Regions from separate parts of the Mus musculus genome. Here region 1 is linked to region 2. The links are chromatin loops, found by intact Hi-C in ENCODE. Cell type or tissue: gastrocnemius. All regions are shown on one strand. Each heading gives the region's core, and the rest is flanking DNA. Links, peaks and the distances in the headings are about the cores only.

Region 1 (2,918 bases), core at 116-2,615, 47 kb before region 2:
TAGGGGAGAGGTGGGGATGCGTTATCAGGATGCTTTTGTGTGAAGTGGATGTTGGTGGATGCACATTTGGGAAAGGCTGCCTCTCAAGCCTCTGACTTAGTTCTGCCTCCTTCTTAAAAGCCACCCTTTGATGGGGAAGATGAGGAAGAGTTGTTTCAAGCCATCATGGAACAAACTGTCACCTATCCCAAGTCACTTTCCCGGGAAGCTGTGGCCATCTGCAAAGGGGTAAGAACTCCAACTCCCAGCTTTTTCAGACCCACCACCCATATACCTCGGTGGCCATCTTTTTCAGAAAAAGGCTCCTGTCACTCAAACCTTCCTACAGCCATCTTCTGTAAAAGTCGTTTTGAACAATATTTTGCTACCTCGCTGTCATCCCAGACCAAGAGCGGCCTCTGCCTCACCCTGACCCACAGCAGGAAATGTTGAAAGGGCAAGGCCTGTCTCTCTAGAGCTGGATGGGTCAGATTACCCCTAATCCCCATGACATATTCTTCATGGGTCTTGCTGAGTCATCCAAACTGTGAGCCTCAGTTTCTTCTCCCTGGTTGATGCAGAAGAAAGTGCATGGCCCATAGGAGATCTTCAGTTCTCCCCATCTCTTCCTCCCCTCTTCCTCCTTTTTTGGATTTTTCCTATGTCTCTATTTCCCCCTCTCTGACTCTTTTACCACCACACTTGATTTTTAAAAGCATTTTAAATTTAATTTTTAGCCTATTGATTTGTGTGTGCGCACACACATATACATCAGAACACAGATGTGGAGTTCAAAGGACAATGTTAAGGAGTAATTTTTCCCCTTCCAACGTGTGGGTCCTAGGGATCGAACTCAGATCATCTATTAGACATGGTGACAAGTGCCTTTACTCGCTGAGCTATCTGACAGGTCCTCTCTGTGTGCTTTCCACAGTTCCTGACCAAGCACCCAGGAAAACGCCTGGGCTCAGGGCCAGATGGGGAACCCACCATCCGGGCTCATGGCTTTTTCCGTTGGATCGATTGGGAGAGGTTGGAGAGACTGGAAATTGCACCTCCTTTCAGACCACGTCCGGTCAGTTGCCCTCCCAAACTCCTGTCCCTGGAAGTTGGGGCTCCCGAGCTTCAAAACTTGTATGTGGAGGTGGGGGGCCCTTCTGCAGAGATGCTCCTAAAGGGACGAACAGAGACCACGGGGATGTGCATAGATTTTGATTATCAGGGCTTAATTTTCCTTTCGTTCGTATCATAGTGTGGCCGCAGTGGCGAAAACTTTGACAAGTTCTTCACGCGGGCAGCGCCAGCACTGACCCCGCCAGACCGCTTGGTTCTAGCCAGCATCGACCAAGCTGATTTCCAGGGCTTTACTTATGTGAACCCGGACTTCGTGCACCCAGATGCCCGCAGCCCCACAAGCCCTGTGCCCGTGCCTGTCATGTAATCTCATCTGCTGCCGCTAGGTGTCCCCAGTGCTCCCTCCGCCAAGCCGGCTGTAACACCCATCTACCCTCTCTAGTCCGAATTCTAGGTCTCTTAACCCACCTAGCCTTCTGGCCTCTTTCACGCACCCCAACGAGTTCTAGACGCTGTTTCCCAGCATTGCTGGCATTTTAAACTCAAAGAGTCTCTAGAGCCTTTCTGTGTTCTAGATTCCGTTGTGCTGAGCCCTGATTTTCCCCACCCCCAACATCTGGATACTGTTCCAACTCTTCCCAGAAACCCCACTTGGTAGTTTATGCCTTCTCTCTCCCTAGACCATTCTGGGGAAAATAGTCTCATGAGATTGCCTGCTCCAGACTAAGACTCCAGATCTGCTCCCCGCATCCTTCAAGGCTCCTCCTACCTCCACTTCAGTTGTAGAGTTAAGTGGGAGTCTGGGCTCAGCGTTCCAGACCACCTCCCTTCCACGCTCTGGGGATTCCTGGCATGCACCAAGAATTCTTTCCCCCTACTTTTCTCAGTCAGCTTTTGTTCTAGACTTGTTCCAGAATCCCTCAATGCTCACCTGCCCCGTGCATGGCTCCAGCCTTGGTCGGAATCACACACACACACACACACACACACACACACACACACACACACACAGCCCTTGTCCTCCGCAGTGCCTGCAACTTTCTGGGACTTTCTCATTCCCCACCCCCTTCCTTTATCCTCTCCCACCCAGACACAGCTGCTGGAGAATAAATTTGGGATGCTGATGCTAAAATGTTTGGATGTTTTCTTGTAAAGCTTAGGGGGCGAAGTGGGTGCGGAGGTGGGCTGGCTGTACATAGAAACAAACATGGGGGGTGGTGGAGAGAAAATGCACAGACCTGTAAAATAAAAAGAGAAGACAACTTTTGCATGAGAGCGCCATGCAAACCGTTTTTTCTGAGAAGACCGATGTGACCACATTGGTAACATACTCAATGAATAACCCTTGACCAGTGTGTCAGCAAGTGATCGACCCTCCACCCAGTTACCACACACTCATATTCACCCAGAGCAAAGTGCAGATACAGACAACATACACCAGAATCTAGAGAAGTCCTGGTAAGAAATATGAAAAGCTAGCCTACTGTGGGGAGACAGACTTGTTCAGAAGGACCCCATGTTACAGAAGGTGAGAGAACCAGAACCTGGAAGCTTGGGAACCAGTTAGCAAGGCAGAAGACAGGCAGAAACGTCCTCCCGGCCTCTTTCTCCCCTGACCCACTTTGCAAGTACGTGTGGAGGAGAGCAGGGAGTGAAGGGGACCAATCAAGATAAGACTACGTTTCCCAGCAGACATCGCAGAAGACCCTGCCCCCCTCCCCAGGTGCTGTCCTCTGGCCGCCAGGGCTGATGGGGAATGTAGTCTCTGGATCGGGCAAGCCAGCAGAATGGTGCCCCTGTCAGTGTGTTTGGAGGGGACAGAACCTCAAAAGCTTAGCAGGTTCCTTTGAAGGCCTGGCATCTCT
Region 2 (2,918 bases), core at 217-2,716:
TGTGTGTGTGTCTGAAGACAGCTACAGTGTACTTGCATATAATAAATAAATAAATCTTAAAAAAAAAGAAAAAAGAAACATAGAGTAGGCCACTATGAAGATGATAGAAAGGACAAAGAAATGGGACTCCACTTGAACCCAGACCTACCTCACACATACTGGGCAAAGGCTTTTCATCTGAACTATATATCTCTATCTCTATCTATCTATCTACCTATCTACCTGTCTATCTATCTATCTATCTATCAATCATCTATCAATCATCTATCAATCTATCTGTCTATCTATCTATCTATCTATCTATCTATCTATCTATCATCTATCAATCTATCTGTCTGTCTATCTATCTATCTATCTATCATCTGTCTGTCTATCTGTCTGTCTATCTATCTATCTATCTATCTATCTATCTATCTATCTATCTATCATCTGTCTGTCTATCTGTCTGTCTATCTATCTATCTATCTATCTATCTATCTATCTATCTATCTAGTCCTTTCTAAATTTTTTTTGGGAGCCACAGTCTCACTAATTTGTGTAGGCTTGCCTTGAACTCACCCAGTAGCCCAGGCTGGCCTCAGATTTACTATGGTTTTGTCTTCCAAGTAGGCAGGCTGATGTACCTGCACCACCACACCAGCCCATGCCCTTCCACTACAAGGACAAACATTCAGTAGATTTTTTTTTTTTTTAAAGATTTATTTATTTATTTATTATATGTAAGTACACTGTAGCTGTCCTCAGACACTCCAGAAGAGGGAGTCAGATCTTATTGGTTGGATGGTTGTGAGCCACCATGTGGTTGCTGGGATTTGAACTTCCAACCTTTGGAAGAGCAGTCGGGTGCTCTTACCCACTGAGCCATCTCACCAGCCCCTCAGTAGATTTTATAATGCATCTTTATATGCTTCTTTTGTTTTGAAACCCCTTAGAGATTTTTCATTAAAGTAAGTTGCTTATGTAAGCCTGAAGTAGTCTATTTACCAAGTCAGTGTCTTACTGTGGAGTCTAGGCTACACTGAAACTTGTAGAATAGTCAGGTCTAGCTTCAAACTTGAAATCCTGGGGCTGGAGAGATAGCTCAGCAGTTCAGAGTACCCGCTGCTTTTGCAAGAGACCAAGGTTTACTTCCTAGCACGAACACAGTGGCTCATAAATGCCTGTAATTTCAGTTCCAGGGAGATTTGGCACCTTCTTCTAACTTGAAAGCACCAGGCACATACATACATGTAGGCAAAACATTCATATATATATATATATATATATATATATATATATATATATATATATATATATATATATAATAAATTTAAAAAAGTAAAAATTGCCTGAGGAGGGATACCTGAGATTATTCTGTGACCTCCACAGGCATGTATAAACACACACACACACACACACACACACACACACACAAAGCCAGGTTATTGTGGCACACACCTTTAATCCCAGTGCTTGGGAGGCAGAGGTGGGTGGATCTGTGAGTTCGAGGCCAGCCTGGACTACAGAGTGAGTTCCAGGACAGCCAGAGCTACACAGAGAAACCCTGTCTCAAAAAACCAAAACCAAAATATATAAATAAAAGTTTTCAGGGCCTGAGAGAGCTCAGCAGTTAAGCGTGCACACTGTTCTTCCGGAACACTGAGTTGGGTTTCTGGCACCCATGTTGGATGACTCATTTCACCACTTTGGATGACCAAAGTCATCCAACCCTTTCCTGTAACTTCAACTCCAGGGGATCTGGCGCCCTCCTCTGGCCTCTGGGGGCACTACATTTATACACTACTACCTATACAGACGCAAGCATATACCTAAATAATAATAGTTACTATAATAGTATAGCAAAAAATAACTATTTATTGTTATATTAATTATATTATTTATATTTAATGAATATAGATAAATAACTATTATTATTATTAAAGTGCCAAGGAAATGCTAGTGAGGGACTGAGAGTGTATTGAGAGGGCAGAGTACCAGGGCTTCGGATATGGCTAAGCGGTAGAACAACAACTAAGAATGCACAAGGTTATGGATCTGATTTCTGATACCAAAAAGTAAATGAACTAAGAAAAGATAAGGAAGATAAACCAAGTGACTTTCCTACTTTTTATTCTTTTTACTCTCGGCCTCATCCCCAGATAATGTGACCATTAAGCAGTTTCTTCTTTGAGGCAAGTGGCTCTCACCTTTAATGGTTTTGCCTCCATTAAAAAGGCAGTTTCTGGACAAGTTAAGATGGCAGAGTGGCATCGCTAGGGGTCCTGCAGAAGTGTTGGAAGCATCCAGAGCAAAGACTCTCCTGGCTTAACACGTGATTACAGTGAGGATCCAGGCACTACTCGTTCACCTAAGTGTCCCACTGCTTTCCTGTTACTTTCTCCTGACATACCTATCATCTACTCATCAATCTGCCTGCCTTCTGTCTGTCTGTCTATCTATCATCTATTATCTGTCTGTCTGCCCATCTATCATCTAATTATTATTTGTCTGTCTGCCTGTCTATCTATTATATCTATCTGTCTATCATGTATCTATTTATCTATATCTATCTATCTAATCTTTAAAAACAAAACAAAACAAAGCAAAACAAAAACAAGACTCTTGTAGTCTAAACTGGTCCCAAACTCACTGTGTTTTGGAAGGGTGGTTTTGAACATCTAACCCTCTCACTTTTACCTGCCAAGTGCTAGAACTGTGGGGGGACCACCTTCATGCCTGGTTTATTCTGTGGTGGGGATTGAACCCAGGGCTTTATCATGCTAGGCAGTCCTTCTCTACCAACTGAGCCATTCTCTAGTCCTTGCTTTTATATATTTATTGTTGTTAATACAGCCATTGAAATTCCCTCTGAGAATCAGATAAAAATGATGAACATCTGGTGTGCGTACGGAGCACCCATCCTCACAAAATTCAGTACA

Evidence for each region. A loop is a pair of places that touch in the nucleus more often than their neighbours do. Peaks named below come from ENCODE experiments on the same cell type or tissue, not always from the same donor. Only the 100,000 strongest peaks of a DNase experiment are listed, where the experiment ranks them.
Region 1: it touches region 2 in a loop (4-fold over the local background); 8 of 42 quality-filtered maps call a loop at or near these places.

The regions. Positions count from the first base shown.
Region 1 is chr7:3,328,915-3,331,832 of GRCm38, forward strand. Prkcg (protein kinase C, gamma) reads left to right here. Exons shown (of 18, transcript NM_011102.4): 16 at 121-228; 17 at 914-1,054; 18 at 1,232-2,185. The coding sequence ends at 1,420. Among named protein-coding and RNA genes, the nearest start is that of Cacng7, 2.5 kb to the right of the region's middle. In gastrocnemius, for the core only: a CTCF peak has its summit at 1,439; DNase peaks (open chromatin) are centred at 1,008, 1,435 and 1,955; H3K4me3 peaks cover 747 bases; H3K27ac peaks cover 225 bases.
Region 2 is chr7:3,375,319-3,378,236 of GRCm38, forward strand. No RefSeq gene overlaps it. Among named protein-coding and RNA genes, the nearest start is that of Cacng8, 17 kb to the right of the region's middle. In gastrocnemius, for the core only: a CTCF peak has its summit at 1,753 (motif pointing left); a DNase peak (open chromatin) is centred at 1,745.